Linked DNA regions of Mus musculus: region 1 is linked to region 2. A link is a loop called in an ENCODE intact Hi-C map of the cell type or tissue named here. Cell type or tissue: left cerebral cortex. All regions are shown on one strand. Links, peaks and the distances in the headings refer to the core of each region. The heading gives the core; the rest is flanking DNA.

What was found. A loop is a pair of places that touch in the nucleus more often than their neighbours do. Peaks named below come from ENCODE experiments on the same cell type or tissue, not always from the same donor. Only the 100,000 strongest peaks of a DNase experiment are listed, where the experiment ranks them.
Region 1: a loop joins it to region 2, with 2.6 times the contacts of the local background. A loop is called at or near these places in 3 of 42 quality-filtered maps.

Annotation. Positions count from the first base shown.
Region 1 is chrX:7,916,143-7,924,476 of GRCm38, reverse strand. It overlaps Pcsk1n (proprotein convertase subtilisin/kexin type 1 inhibitor), which reads right to left and starts at 4,655. Exons shown (of 3, transcript NM_013892.3): 1 at 4,433-4,655; 2 at 1,963-2,429; 3 at 67-1,569. The coding sequence starts at 4,546. The coding sequence ends at 1,374. It overlaps Eras (ES cell-expressed Ras), which reads left to right. Exons shown (of 2, transcript NM_181548.2): 2 at 1-201. In left cerebral cortex, for the core only: a CTCF peak has its summit at 6,319 (motif pointing left); DNase peaks (open chromatin) are centred at 3,624, 3,749, 4,024, 4,715 and 4 more places; H3K4me3 peaks cover 2,881 bases; H3K27ac peaks cover 2,028 bases.
Region 2 is chrX:8,135,676-8,144,009 of GRCm38, reverse strand. Rbm3 (RNA binding motif (RNP1, RRM) protein 3) reads left to right here. Exons shown (of 7, transcript NM_001166410.2): 4 at 63-162; 5 at 259-352; 6 at 681-759; 7 at 1,055-1,654. The coding sequence ends at 738. Among named protein-coding and RNA genes, the nearest start is that of Rbm3os, 5.6 kb to the left of the region's middle. In left cerebral cortex, for the core only: a CTCF peak has its summit at 4,436 (motif pointing right); no DNase peak of the experiment used is centred there.

The DNA.
Region 1 (8,334 bases), core at 44-8,043, 220 kb after region 2:
AAATTGACCCTTGTCTCATGTCAAGGTGACAATTCTCTTGTAATAAGATTTCCCTCTCCGACCAAGTTACCACAGACATCTTTTTATTGTCATTTGGTGAGAAGTTACGTGGTAACATGGGACATCCCTCATTGACTGTGTTTTATGAAACTCTATGCAAAATTAAATAAATGTTCTCAGGATTCAAAGCTTCCTTTATACTAAATCTTTGTTTTTCTTTTCTTCTTGCCTTTTCTGGAGACAGGTTCTTACTATGTAGCCCCGCTGGAAGTTCAAGAGATCTTCCAGGATAGCCAGAGCTACAATAGTGAGACTGCTTCCAAAAGGAAGACAAAGTTGAAAACTCAGCAGTTAGGATTTTTTTTTTTAAATAGAGTTTCTCCATGTAACTCTCCTGGAACTCACTTTGTAGATTAGTCTGGCCTTTAAGGCACAGAGATTTACCTGCCACTGCCTCCAGTGTGCTGGGATTAAAAAGACATATACCACCGGGCCCAACAGCAGTTAAGAATATTTTTAAAAAGAAGGAGCCAAGTGTGGCAGTCACCTTTAATCCCAGCTCTCAGGGAAGCAGGCAGATGAATCTCTGAGTTTGAGGCTAGCCTGGTGTACCGAGTGAGTTTCAGGACAACCAGGATTACATAGTAAGACTGGGTATCAATTTTTTTTTAATAGGAAAAAAAAAAGCCTTGAGAAACTGCCCAACCGTGCTTTGGATACACCTCAAAACAAACAAAACAACCTCCTTCCTTGTCCAACACAAGACAGTGACAGGAAGGGTAAGAAAGGACTATGAAGTGCAAAAACTTGCACATACTGAGAATAGAACAAGTGGCCAGGGCAAAGGCAATGGTTGGAGTGAATATTCAGAGCCCCGTGTAAGCAGTGCTTGGCAGTTGCTGATACAGTGCTGGATGTCTGTGATCCACCTGGGGCCCTCACAACAAGCCTGGTCCTGGCAGACCACGAGTGAATCCATAGCCCCTTGGCTAAGTGCTGTGGACCCCTGGCAGACGCTGAAAGTAACCTCAGAGCCTCCCAGGGAACCCGCCTCAGTGAAGCCTAGAAGGGTAGCCCAGGCACCCGGTGAGACCCGCAAAGTCCAGAGGAAGCAGGCATGTATTCCTTACCAGTACAGGTCCCAAACAGTACTGTGCTGTCCTCAGTAGGACAGCCACTATTCCATTATCATTGTCACCCAGCCCACCGGCCCCCTAGTACAGGGCGCTCAGACAAACAGCTGCTACAGATGGCATTTATTGAGGGCTCAGGGGATGGGAGGTTGCTGGGGTAAGCAGCCTTGGACGTGCTGGCAGGGAGTCAGGGTTGCTGGGGCGCTCCTGGGTTCCAGGGCGTGCAGGATGCAGCAGCGCTCAGGGAGGCAGGAGGCGGCGTGCCGGCGCCTGGGGCGAGGGGTTCTCCAGGCGTTTGACGCGTAGCAGAGCCCCCAGTACGTTCTCAGGGGGCACCTCGGGACCCAAATCCTGGTCCACAGATCGGCGGAGGCGGCGCGGGGCAGGAGCAGCCTCTGGCTCCGAACTTCCGGTGAGGATCCGCCCTAGCAAGTACCTGCAAGGATTGCGGAATGCGGTCAGGATGTATTTGCCATCGCTGTGGTTCAGAACCCGGACAAGGCAATTTTCTAATTCCGTATGGCTTGTAACCCTCACTCGAGCCTGCGGAACTCACCACTACTTTCCGAGGAAGTCAGAGGTCCCGGCCTTCCATTCCAGAAACTGCCCACCACCAGGACCACTTCCTGCAGAAACCGATCCACCACCACTCCGGGGAGCCCTTACTCCTGCATTGTCCCACCAGTCAGGGGTCCCTGGGCTTCCGTCCCCTTGTACTCAGGACCCGCGACCTCACTTCTCAGGCTCCAGCGCAGCACTTTAGTAGTGATTTTACCCCCAGTGCATGAAGCCCTCTGCCCTTGCCCTCCCTCCCCCTTGGTCCCCGCACCTCAGCAGCTCAGGGTCCACGTCAGGAGTCTCGTCGCCGGCATCCTCGACGTCTGGGCCAGTGGGGCCATCATCATACACTGGGGGCCGGGGTCGCGGCGCAGCGGCAGGGGCGGGGACAAGTTGGGCTGCCAGGGCGGCCGGGTCTAGGCGAGCTCGGAGCAGAGCACGGGCGAGCTGTGCAGCTGGAGCGTCCGGGTCATCGTCGGGGGCCAAGGGCGGGTCCGAGGCACGCGGAGAGCCCCAGGCGCGCAGCAGCTGCGCCAGGACACGCGCCTGCTGATCCTCAGCCTCCTGCGCCTCAGCACGCGCGCGTTCCTGTCTCTCGGCCTCCAGCAGGTGCGCCAGCGCCCGCGCCAGCTCCTGCACCGCACCCGCCGCCTCTCCTCGGGGCACGGCCCGACGCAAGCGGAGGGGAGTGCTCGTCTCAACCAAGGGCGCGGATGCTGCGCTCAGACTGCGGGGCTCCTGTGAGAAGATGGGGTGAAGGAAAAAAATATCGTCATTGTCTGGCCAGAGATGCACAACTAGGGGTGGGGCTCCATGGATTTTCAATGACCACCTCATTCACTGGGCCCCTCCAAAATTCCTATCGTGTCTAAGGTCCCGGGAAACCCCTAAATATCTCCAAGGGCACTTCAGACCACTAGAACACCTCTAGGATTCACACAATCTCAAAACTTGTCCTGAATCCTCTGGATGCTATGCTGTTACCGTTAGTTTCTTTTCTCTTCTTCGTTTTTTTTGGGGGGGGGGTTGGGGCAGGTGCCAGGTTTGGAATAACACTATAACATTTCTCTGTTGGAAATTAAACTTGCAAAAATAAGCCAGGTGTGGGAGAGTTCACGCCTTTAATTCCCAGCCTACGCAGGCAGATCCCTGAGTTTCAGGCCAGCCTCCTCTACAAAGGGAGCTCCAGGGCAGCCTGGACTACAGAGAGAAATCCTACCTCAAGAAACAAAACAAAATTTTGCAAAAATCATTTTGAAAGAGAAATTGCCTGTGTCTCAAGAGAAGAATGGGTTGGGTGTTACAGTCAGCCTGCAGGATGTAAATTCTTGAAACATCACAGCAGCATTTTTATAACAGCATAAAAGTAGGGGGTGGGGTGAAGGAAAGAACAGCACGGAAATAAACAATGACTTAGTAGGATACTCATGATACACACATGGAAGATGATAATGCGCACCAATAAATTAACTATAACTGTACACTTCAATATAAATGAATCTCACACACACACACAAAGGCAAATTCTAGAATCCCACTGCAGATGACCTAAGTCTATCAAAGCCAAGGACTTCTTAGTGACCCCTAGTGACCATCAGGAAGCAGATGCCTAGCTTGATTGCATTTCTCGGATGTTCCAGAAGCAGGAGGAATGAAACAATGGGTCGTTTAAAGATGAGCTGCAAAGCAAAGAACGGACTCAATGGGTGGAAAATAGAAGGTAATGCCTATGGGGGGCGCGAGGCTATCAAATGGTTTTAAAAATTCTCCTCTGATCTCTCAACAGCTTTGAAGAGGTAGAGGAGCAAGCTGCTCCACGTGCCCTTGATCAGCACCCACCACTCTCAGCGCCGGGGAAATCACCCACCAGCAATCCCTACACACACACACACACACACACACAGCCCTTAAAATGTCACACATTTTAACCCAACACTGCCATATCCACTGCGAGAAGTGGTCTTTTTTTCGTGCCTGTGTGTACATTCCTGTTGGCGAAATGATCTTCAGTTACTCTACCTGAGCCAACCAAGGACATGCATCGTCTTTAAAAACACAATGCAGAGACATCATGGCTTCTTTCCCTGCAATGACACAGCTCCACAAAGAAGAAGAAGAAAAAAAAGGAAACTGTCTCGTGGATGCACGTAGAAGAACCCAAGTACTCAGTTTACCCAAGCCACCATGAAATATGTACCCCAAGGTACAAGGACCACTCCTTCTAAAATAAAAACAAATGAACACAGAAACACACAAGTACACAGAAAGATACGCCCATATACTACGTCACCACCCATAAGAATTCACAAATATACACACTGTACCACTAAGAAAGCAACCAGGCCCGCAAAAAGTCAACCAGAAGCATCCCTAGTATTGTAGGGCATTCAGGGGCAGTCAAACCAAAGGTCACACTGAAAAGAAACAATGCCTATACACTTCGGTCATCACATCACAGGCTTAGATATCTTTTCTGAATACACCCTAGTGCCACGGACAGCTCCACGGGCCACCCGTGGATCGAGATTAAACCAGGCCCCAGATGCTGAGGGATGGGCAGGGCGCCCTGAACAACATCATCCTCACATCCTGAAACTGCCCCTGGCCTGCGCGGGGCTGTCAGCTGCAGGCCAGGTCACCCTAGCCAAGCCCTATGCGCATACCTGTGAAAATACCTCATTAACACTTTCCCCCATCTTCCTCCCCACCCCACCCCCACCCCCTGCTGACTGAGGTCGCACCTTCACGGGCCTCGCTGACAGGGTGGGGGGCAGCCTCAGAAGGCCCAAGAGCAGCAGCACCAAAATGCCGACGCCCCCGGCCCGCGGCCCGCAGAGCAGCGGCGACCCCGCCATGCTGCCCCAACGAGCCGGGCTCCGGACGGGCGGACTGGCTGTCAAGTGCGCAGCGATGGGTATTAGGCACAGCAGCAGCGCTCTGCGGCTGCGCACATCCAGGAGCCTGCCCCCTCCCCGCGTCCCCGTCCCCCCCACTCCCGCCCCACTGTCTCCTACTGTACGCAGGCGCAGAATTAGGGCTCTGGCCTTCTCTTCATCCTGCGCATCGCCATGGAGATGTCCAAGGGGCAAAGTGGAGAACAGAAGTCTGCACTGGCGGTTGCCATGGCAGTATAAGGGCAGTTGCTAGGGCAATAGACCTTGCTGTTGAATTACCAGACAGACAAGGGAAATTGACTCAGTGGGCTGAAATCAGGCTCTGGTCTCTGTCCTTGGGGAGACAACAGACTATACTCTTGTTTGATGGATAAACAATTACTGGCTGCATGCTGTGGACCACGATGTTCACAGAGAAATGAACCCAGATGACATGGCCACTGGCAGCTCAGTTCATATTGCTATGGATTAGCCTCATGCCAGAATAAAGCTATTACTAACAACTGCAACCTCAGAATGACACTTAAAGATCTACAGGCGTGATATTAAGTAGGAGCTTACTAAATGCTCCCTTCATTTCATTTCTCTCACTGTGCTCTCGTTTCCACAGGTATTCTGTGGCAATTGTGCACCCCTACTCACACACAACAAATATGTAAATGTTTTTTAAATGATACAACAAAAGGTTGAAAGAGCCAGGCCTAGTGGCACAGGCTTGCCATCCCCAACCACTTGGGAGGCTAAAGAAGAAGGTTCTCCACTTCAAGGCCTGTCTGGACTACATCTAGTTCAACAGTCTAGGGATGTAGTTCATCTGGTACAGTTTTTGCCTAGCATATACAAAGCCCTAGGTTTGATTCTGGGCACCCCATAAACTGGGTGTGGCAGTGCAGCCCTCATCTATGATGTAGCCTTCTTTTTTCCTTTGAACAGTTCTCTACATAGCCCCGTGGCTGTCCAAGAACTTACTATGTAATCTAGGCTAGCCTTGAATTGACAGAGATGTGCAGATCTGCCTCCTGAGGGCTGGGATTAAAGTCATAAAATGCTGTGCCCCACACAAAGCAGGCTCTAGACCAGCAAAAACACACAAATAGTTTAAGGCCAGCCTGTACAATGTAATGAGATCCTATCGCAAAATCAAAAGTGAAAAGGGGGATTTGAGTGGGTAGCTCCATCAAAGGGGTCTTGCCCAGCACGAATCCCCAGTGGGGCAAGAGGGAAGGGGGCTGGAGAGAGAAGCCCAAGCTCTGCGGTAAAGCATAAACACGAGTTCCATGCCACCACCATAGGAAGAGACAAAACGTCCCCAACCCAGGAATGGTTGGCACATTCCTGTAACCTTCCTTGGTACCAGGAGGCAGAGGCAGGAGGGTCATAAGTTTAAGGTCAGTTTGGGCCACACAGGGCGTTCAAGGATATCTAGCAGCTAGATAATGTCTCAATCAGGAGAGGTAGAGCGGGATAGAGATTATTCGTAGAGCACGTTCATGCTTGGAGTTCACCAAGAAAAATAGAAATAAAACAAATAAATAAACCATCAGCTGGGCGTGCTATCACTGGCCTTTAATCCCAGCACTCAGAAGGCAGAAGCAGGCAGATCTCTGCTGAGTTCCTGGTCAACCTGGTCTACATAGAAAGTTCCAAAGCTGGGCTGGAGAGATGGCACAGTGGGTAAGAGCACGGTCGTGAGTTCAATTTCCAGCAACCGCATGGTGGCTCACAACCACCCGTAATGAGATCTGATGCCCTCTACTGGTGCATCTGGAGACAGCTACAGTGTACTCACATATAAACAAACAAATAAATAAATGTATGTTAAAAGAAAGAAAGAAAGAAAGAAAGAAAGAAAGAAAGAAAGAAAGAAAGAAAGAAAGAAAGAAAGAAAGAAAGAAAGTTCGTTCCAAAGCAATCTGGGCTGCAAAGAGAAACCATGTTCTTAAAGAACAGCCAAACAACAACCACAAGAACCCAAAACACTGGAATGATCCATCAAAGACTGGGAATGTAGCTCACTAGTGAAGCATTTCTATAGCTGGATTTGAACATCAGCACCAAACCCAGAGGATTCTGATAAAATCAGTGTGTGTATCCCAAAGGGGGAAACCCTGGAGAGGGCAATGCTGACAGTGCGTCGTTCTGGATACAGAACCAGTGGTTGCTATATCTTCCTTTACTGGAAAATAAAGTTATGATTAGAACACGCTGCTGCAAAAATCTATATATTTTCATTGAGAATTAAAACTAAAAAAAATAAAGTGAAATTAAAACAACATATGATGACATGGCATAGATTAAATGTGAAGGAGAGCCAGGCATAGTGGCATACCCCTTTTATCCCAGCACTCAGGAGGTAGAAGCAGGAAGTTCTGTTAATTCAAGGCCAGCCTGGTCTACGTAGAGAGTTTCAGGTCAGCCAGTGCTACGCAGAGAGACCCTGTCTCAAAAACTAAAAACTAAAAACAAGTAAAATAAATAATAAAAGTGAAGCAAAGAGCCAGTCCACTGGTGCACTCCTGTAATTCCAGCACTTGGGGAGCTGAGGCTGGCGGATAGTGAGTTCCAGCACAGCCTAGAATGTATACAAGACCCTATCTAAAAGAAAAAAATGGGCAAAAGAAAGATGCACCTCTGTGGTCTAAGGCATAGATAGCTGATCTGTTGATTTGTCTGTATGTTCCCAGGATCACAGATGACAACACAATGCAAATCCTTTCCTGGCTACTTTTATGAAAGTCTGGCTTGGTCATACACAGCTGTAATACCAGCCCTTGGAAGGCCAAGGCAGAAGGACTGGTGCTGTTGCAAGTCTATGGCTAGTTAGATTTACATAAGAGCAAGGCCAGCCAGAACTGCATAGGAGACTCTGCCTCAAATCACATACAAAAAAAAAAGTGTATTTCTTTATGGACCTGAGGATTAAACACCAATATAACAGACACACACTTGAGATGGCTTCCATTTCCCCCACCTCTTGGTGTCCATGTCTTTTACTTATATAATCTAGTCCCATCGAGTGTATATGTGACTACAAGTAGCAGGTTATATGTAACAAACGTATATATTAACGATAAGATGAAATAACCCTTTGCTAAGGAGACTCCTAACTTGATAAGGCAAGCAGCCACTGGGGTATCTTGTTTTTTGTTTTTGTTGTTTGTCTGTTTTTTGAGACAGAGCTTCTCTGTTGTAGCCCTGGCTGCCCTGGAACTTGCTCTTTAGGACTTATGGCATCTTAAATAGCAAAGGTTACAAGCTCTCTGGCTGGACTATAGGAGCTAAGGCATAATGGGCTAAGGATTCCTTGGGCATCCAGTAGGAAACTGAAGCTCTCCTTTCTATATGTTTTATAATTCTAAAGACCTTGGAAGTGACTACTTTCCTGGTTGTGCCTCAGATGATACTGTAGTCCCAACCAATACTGTGACTCCACTTTGAGAGAATCTTAGTAGGAAACACAACTAAGTCAGCCCTGACTTCTCTTCCTCCCTTCCTCCCTCCCGCCCCCCATCCATCTCGGGAGGGGTGGGAATGGGGTCCAAGGCTTTGAACATATTAAGCAAATGCTTTCCTATTGAGCCCCAATTTCCCATCCCAGCCCTAAACCCTTACTTCTGACCTCCCTTCCCCGCCCCCCCCAAAAGACCCTGCCTATTTACTATTGTTTGTTGCTTCGTAGTCCTGGGGATGCAACCTAAGGTTTCTTCTCTGTCCTGACTACAAGTTGAGATTTGTAGTAATAGAAAACT
Region 2 (8,334 bases), core at 139-8,138:
ATTCTTCCCTCATCCCTACTGTGACTGACAATTCCTTGTGTCTGTCTCCTTCCCATACCTAGTCCCTGGATGGGCGCCAAATCCGAGTTGATCATGCAGGAAAGTCTGCCAGGGGATCCAGAGGGGGTGCCTTTGGTGGGCGTGGTCGCAGTTACTCTAGAGGTAAGTGCAGTCATGGTTTGATTATGAGATTAAGTAGCGCTATTTAATGTTAAGAGCCTATGTCTGAACAGCTACTATTTGAATATTTTTCTGTAGGTGGTGGAGACCAGGGATATGGAAGTGGAAGATATGACAGTCGTCCTGGAGGATATGGATATGGGTATGGGCGGTCTAGAGACTACAGTGGCAGGTGGGTATTGAGAGGTTGGGATAGTCAGGTACCAGTGTTTTTAAATCTAGTTTATGCTGAAAATGGGAATTTTACATAGTGCTCATATTTTATGTATCCTGTTTATTATACATTTTTTAAGAGTATTATGTGGCTTGGATATATCAAAGGTCAATTGCCCGTGCCCACCATGTACCAATCTCAAGAATACAGTCTCCATCACCTGAAAACTGACTAACATTTCTATTGTGAATCTGCTATTATGAAACATGACATGTATAGTTTTTAGTGTTTAATGTCTACAATGTAGAATACATTCTTGTAAAACAATATCGCTTTTTCCCAGAAGCCAGGGTGGCTATGACCGCTACTCAGGAGGAAATTACAGAGACAATTATGACAACTGAGATGGGGCATGCACACAAAATGTAGGTGAGACCTGAAGATTGGCATTGCGTCAACCTGTTATCATCAGACCCTCTTCTCCCTTTTGCTTTTCTTCTCGCCACACTGCCCTTTATCTCTGCTGCCTTGATGCCTAACCCAGCCACTTGGGTGCTCTTGCTGTTACATGCATGCCAGAGCTAGTTGAAGGGGGGGCGGAGGCGGGGCATGGTAGAAATAAAAGAGGTGGTATGCTGCATCTTTATCAACTCTGGGAGGTAAGCGTGTTATCAGTCTGTTTCTTCCTGACATCAAAATTCTACCTCTTACTATTCTCAGATACACAAGGAATAACACTTCTGATCCAGGATCGTCCTTGCAAATTGCTGTATTTATAAAGATTTTTGGAGCTGCGCTGAAACGTCTGTTTTAGTACATCAAGTTCTATTTTTGAATTGAGCTCCCAAGGTAGTTTGTTAAAGAACTTTTAGAAAGCTCCATGTGTTCTTTAAACATTTTTTCCCTTTTAAAAACAAATTTTAAGACATTTGTTACAGTCCCAATATTTTTCCTTTTATCAGAATTTTTGTTTAGGCACTCAGGATTATTGTTTCTGGCCAAAAGAAAAAAGTGGCCAGGCTAAATCAGTTTTTAAAGTTGATGTGTATTTAGGGACATTTTAAAACCTTGTAAACAATGTTTATCATGGCCAGAAAGTGATTTCTGAATGTACCTATGAACAATCCGAGTCAAGATCATGATTGCTTAGAGATGTTTTTTATTAAAGATCACCATCCTGATTATATAGAAGAGCTTCTTTAAAATGTTTGTGAATGTCATTTTTTAATACTGGAAGAAAAGTATTCTGTTGTGTCTGATGTGTTTAGGATGTCCTTTATGGAGCTAATTAAAAGATGAAACCTGAACACAAATCAATACTGATAATGCTTTTTCCTTATTCAAACCCAGTTTACAATTTAGAGCGAGAGGCAAGTCAGGAAGATGAAGCTTGGAAAACATACTGGGATGGATGGGCAGGAACTGTCAGAAGGGTTGAGGCTTGAATTTGAAGTTAGTTTGGGTATATGGTGAGACATGAAATGTGATGGATACAGATGAAAGTCAGTCCCCTTCTGACTAGAATTGGGTTTTCTGAAATTGTTTCTTGGTTCTTTTCACAACTATTACTTTAAGTTTGCTTTTCTGGGTACAAGGTAGATGGATATCCTCCTTGCAAGATTGTTCTGAGAAGATAAGTGCCTTAATCTCATAACATGGGCAGTAAACTTATACACAGAGTAGTGCACTTTTCTTTTTTAAAGATTTATTTATTATTATATATAAGTACAATATGCTACAGATTCAGGCATCAGATCTCATTATGGGTGGTTGTGAGCCACCATGTGGTTGCTGGGATTTGAACTCATGACCTTCGGAAGAGCAAGTTGGTGCTCTTACTCACTGAGCCATCTCGCCAGCCCCATAGTGCACTTTTCTTAATGGGGACTGGAGTGGTGGTATATGCTATATGTCAGACATAAAGGAAACTTTACTAAAAAATGGGGATTAAGGTAGTTCAGACTGGATTCAGGTTCCTGAATTCAAATGTAGGCACTATACCCTGCTCTTTGACCTTTAACTTCTGCTTTCCTTAGCATAGTGTTCCACATGTGGGGAGGAGAGTCAAATGTATAAGTACAGAAACCCACTGAGAACAGTTGGTAAACTTTCTGTCAGGAAATTGTCTTAAGTGAGAAGCCCATGGTCGCCCTTGAAAAATGGGGGAAGGGGCTATCATTAGCTGCTCAGTTTTGCTTAAAGGTGAAGGTTCTAGTATGTGTCTTTGAATCCCATGGGTGATAGTCCTTCTTCGTTCTTCCCAGTTAGAATGGAGTTGTCTAGGTTTTCACCTGGCCAGCATTGAGCATTTACCACCAGGCTGCAGTTTTGAGAACATTCATTACTCTAACCAGTTTGCTTCATCCTTGGGACATGGAGGCTCGGCATGGAGTCACCCAACTAGCAGGGACAGACCCCGAGGCTCCTCCTTTCTCCCACCCAAATGGTCATGAATTTGCTTTGGCAGGTGGATGAAGACTCAGGAACTTCCCAGAATACTGCCTCAACCAATGAGCCAGGCCCAGGTTATGGGGCACTGGGGCTAAGCCTACCAGGTGGGTACTTGGTCAGAGGAAGGAAGCATTCTATGCTGGGCCTTTGGGGAACTGGCAGAACCACATGCTGCCCTAAAGGTAGGTCAGGGGTGGGGAGGAAGGAAAGCCAGTGTCACTTGAGGTGGTAGTTCATCATCAACCACAAAATGACAAGAGTTGGATGGTTTTCTAGCTGTGTGTGTATATGTATGTGTATAGCAGCAACAAAGAACAAAAATAGTAGCCTCATATTTCTGTAACAATTGTTCTACTTTCCAGATAGATAACTGGAGGTATATTGTAATAATTAGCTTTGCCTTGGTGCTAATTATTGCCAGGGAAAGGGCCCAGGAGGTCCACTGCAAAGCTTTATGGTCATGCAGACATTAGTAAAACTCAAATTTGAGGTCCAAAGCTCCCCAAACACCCAGTGAGAGATTAAAGGTAGAGCCACAACAGCGGACACCATAGGCAGATCACCTTAGTGCTACAATTAAAGGATTGCGATGTCCTTGGGCTTGCTGCATGCTAGGTTAGCAGTTTTCTATCAAGATATACTCCAGCCTCCAAAACTCAGGTTTTAGGCCCTGTTTCCAGGCTTTCTCAGTTTTAGCATTTAAAATGAGAACTGCTTTTTCAGTGGATTTTAGGGTTTTAAACAGAAAAATGTTTAAAATGGATTAAGTCCCTAAATAATGCAGCGACACACTTAGGCCACATTTTGCATTGAAAGGCATACAGGATATGTGCTATCAACCAATCTTTCCAAAGCAAGCTCTATAGTTAATTAGGGCATGTGAAAACCAGTATCCTGATATTGCAAACTTCCTACCACCTTCTCAGCTACAGTCCTCACCCCTTCACCCTTTGAGGCTATTCTACATGGGCCATAAAAGCTCTAAAAAAATTCCCACTTCTAGGATTGATTGAAGGCAAGAAAAATATTGGTGAGACCTGATGAGAGTTTTATAATCACTACCTGTTTAATTAGCATGATTACAGTAAGGCTCTTAATGTTATTTTTTGAGGAACTTAGCTTGTTGAAATTTGGCATTCCAAATAAACCTTTTTTGATACGCTCTTGTATTTTTTAAATTCAAGGCAAGCCCTTGATGTGTGTGAAAAAAATTTTCCTATAGATGAAAGTAGTGTAAGTTTTGGTTATTTTAACAGAAGTCAGCATGGCCTATGAGAAAGCATTTGTAAGGAATACAATACTCTTGTGCATTGAAATGTAGAGTCTGTGGGAACCAGTTGCTTTGGTTTAGACTGATAACTAAAAGCAACAGATTTTTAGCCAAAAGGATAACATTTGTCTCCAGTTTAACCCACTGGGGAAGGGAGCAGATGACATCTTAGAAATTAAGCAGAGTTAGAACAGCTTGACTCATTCAGCAGACTTGTTTTTGACAGGTGCATAAAGTATTAAGTTCTAAAACCTGTCAGAGCAAAGTAGCATTTTTTGCTTCACTAGGGATTCATAGCTAAGCAAGCAGTCTACCAACTTAATACCCAAAGCTTGGATTATTTTTTTAATTATTTGATTTATATGAGTACACTGTCATCTTCAAACCAGAAGAGGGCATCGTGTATCCCATTACAGATGGTTGTGAGCCACCATGTGGTTGCTGGGAGTTGAACTCAGGACCTCTAGAAGAGCAGTCAGTACTCTTAACTTCTGAGCCATCTCTGCAGCCCAGCTTGGATTTTTTAGATGGGAACTTATATAGCACAGACTGTCTTCCACTCTCCAAGTACTTGAGTCCATATTGTTCCTATAGGCATTTTAATTTAGTCCTAAGGTAGTGTACATTTAAAGTATTGGACGTGGTTTGCTAACATACATAGAAGGTAATTGTCATTTTATTGCATTCAAACAATCTGCTTTTGATATCTGTGAAAATGATTTATCTACATATTTTAAGTGTGTGCTATAGTATCACTATGGTGATGCTGTCTTCAGGATGCAAACAGGACTTCAAATCAAGGATGAGGTAAGTATGCTATCCTTGAGCTATCTCCCTTTATTTTTAAGGTCAGATATTATATCCTTTACTTGTGTTGGGCCCATTTATTGGCTTTTGGAAATTTATAAAGGAAATGCAAACTTTTTTGATATGCCTCTTCCAAAATAATTACTTTTATTAAAATAATTTTAAAATTTTTTCATGTGTGTTACACGTATGTCTGTGTGAGGGTGTCAATTCCCCTAGAACTGGAGATAGATGCAGTGGTGGGCTGCCATGTGTGTGGTTGACTCTCCTGAATGTTAAGGGTCTCTGTTTGTTTTCCGAGACAGGGTTTCTCTATAGCCCTGGCTGTCCTGGAACTCAATTTGTAGACCAGGCTGACCTGGAACTCAGAAATCTGCCTGCCCCTGCCTCCCAGAGTGCTGGGATTAAAGGCATGTGCCACCACTGCCCGACAATACTTGTATTCTTTTGTTTCGTTTTTTGGTTTGGTTTGGTTTTTCGAGACAGGGTTTCTCTGTATAGCCCTGGCTGTCCTGGAACTCAGAAATCCAGCTGCCTCCCCGAGTGCTGGGATTAAAGGCGTGCACCACCACTGCCTAGCATATACTTGTATTCTTAGAAGAGGTTCTCATTGAAAAAGTTCTTGATGCAGTTTAGATTTATTCACATGAAGTGGTAGTTTCTCTCTCTCTCTCCAAGGCCTGGCAGGCAGCAAGTTTCTTCTGCTGGGCCATCTCATTGGTCCTTAATTCACATTTTTTGTTATATGAGGATGTAGCACCCATACCAAAATACATATGTGGAGGTCAGAGGAACTTGGGAATCATTTCTCTCCTTTGTACCATGTGGGTCCATAGAACCAAAAACAAGTCACAGGAGATGCCTTTCCCTAGGGAGCCATTAGTGCACTTTAAACCTCAAGGAGAAACTTTGGGAAACTTCCCTTATTTTGGTTTCTTTCTATGGTGCTGGGATTCGAAATCAGGGTCTTTTTTATGTACAAGCTTGGAGTAATCGCCATTTCATTGCGGGGTAGAGGCAGAAGTAGGAAGAATCTCAAGGTATAAACCAGCCTGGGCCAACATAGCTGTCTGTGGGGGGTTGGTGGAGGGGTAACCGGGAAGTGGTATGTAAATGAATGATAAAATATATGAAAAGTATTAAAGGTATAATTAAACCATCCATTACACTCGAATGTGATAACTGGTCATTCTTTTGTGAAGATGGCTTGGTCTGTAAAGTGCTTACTGTGCAACCATAAGGGTCACATAAGGGAGGCAGGGCTCCAATCTCAGCCCCGAGGACATAGGGCTTTGCTAAATGAGTGAGCTCCCAGATTCAACTAGGGGTCCTCAGAAGCGGACGCTTAAGTACCCTAAAATGTATAACATGCCACTAACATAGGCTGAGCAGGCTTGCCAAGAGGACAATGATGTATATTAATTTCAAAGTAAGTATTTTTAGAAAGATGGGAGTATGATTGAGGAATGTGCTAGGTGTCAACTTAGTCTGAATATGAACGTGTACAGTTGTGATGTGTACACACAGGCTACACATACACAAGCTCCATAGCCGAGCTTCCTGTCTGGATTCTTCGGGCCAAAGGATCATACCCTTGCCTGCCTGCAGCTTTTAATCCTAGTTAGTATTCAGTACTCAGGTTCATGTGATTCTGACTTGGAGGGCCAGGACTACTCAGAAATTGTCTTGAAGACCAAGTGCTACCATCCCCTAAAACCTACTGGCCTGTAAGTTAGCAAATTAGTTCAGTGAGACATGGGAAGACACTAGGACATTGTCCCATACTTAACATGGGATGGGTATTTTACTAGTATGTGTGGTGGGGCAGGACAAACGATACCTGCTTCAGGACTCATGAATAGGATCTATATAAACTGAAGTGTTGCAATAGGGCTGAAAAGGTGGCTGAGCAATCAAGCACCAAGTGATGTGGTAACAGTGCCTCTGCACATAATTTTAGGGATGGCCGCCACACACGAGGCAAGTGGCTAAAAGAGACTGCATAATCTAAGGAGTAGGACGCCTTCAGAAGGAGAATAAGGCCGTACATATTCAAATAATGGGACATTAGCCCAGCATGGAAGGAATAAGACTTGGTTCAGAACCAATAAGACTTGGTTCAGAATTGGGGAGCCCATTTCCAGACTTAGGAGTGAACATACGCTCAAGAATGGATTTCTGAGACCAGAGGAGATTTACAAGTGGACTGGGCACTTAATATATAGGGGCATGCGGAGTTAGAAGACAGATGCCACTCTTGTCAACAGCATTAGCTGGCTGCCAGAGGTTGGTGATTTCTTTAGTCCCCAATATGGTTACATCTAGTTTGACTTCTGAGTCTCAATTCGAATTCAGTTTTGTACACCTGGCTATGCATAGTGAACCCCTCAGGATATACCTCCACAGTGAAGCACAGCATGGCGCCGTGGTGTCATCCTGGATCCTGCTAAAGGCAATGGTGTTGTGGGTTTAAGGTTCGTTTCATAACCTCCAGAAACTGCTGGTCATGAATTCATACAACACAGACTCCAGCACTCACTGGCTGCTGATACCTGCCTCTTAGTTACCAGCTGACTGCCATCTCAGCTGATTCAAACTAGCATCTTCTGAGCAGGTAATGACTTAAAAGTTGATAACCTGACTGTGGTAATGCATGCCTTTAGTGCAGCACTGGGGTGGAGCTCAGACCTGATCTGCACAGTGAGTTCCAGGATATAGCCAGAACTACATAATAGGCCTGTCTCATAAATAAATAAATAAATAAATAAATAAAATGGGAAAGAAGTGTGGTGGTTTTTTTTGCGGGGGGGCAGGGGGGGAGGTGTCTTCAGAGGCCATCAGATGCCCTGGAACTGGATTTCAGGCACTTGCAAGCTGCCAGGTATCCTAGGAACTGAACTTGGGTCCTCTGGAAAAATGTCTGCCTGAAATACCTTGACAGACCCTTAAATTTAACAGTAAGTGAATGCTGGTCATGATATAAAAGGGGACCTGACCTATAGGGGTGCAGGGAGATGTTAAGGAGGTTAATGAGGAAAGAAGGGTACAAGTGAAAGCAGAAGTTGGCAAGAAGCCAAAAGGATAGTCGAAGTATTTGACTTCCATTTTGTAAGTATCATGTACCCACTGGTGCTCTTGGAGACCAGAAGTGGGCAGTGAATCTCTGGAAGGAACTATAAGTAGTTCTGAGCCACGTGATGTAGGTGCTGGGGTCTGAACTCAGGTCCTCTACAAGAGCAGCAAGTGCTCTTTAACCATTAAGCCATCTTCCCAGCCCTCAAAAATATTTGGAAATATAATAGAGCAATAAATTGTATGCTAATTTATGAAATAAAATTTGGGCTGGAGAGATGGCGCAGTAGTTAAGAGCACTGACTGCTCTTCCAAAGGTCCTGAGTTCAAATCCCAGCAACCACATAGTGGCTCACAACCATCCATAACAAGATCTGACACCCTCTTCTATAGTGTCAGC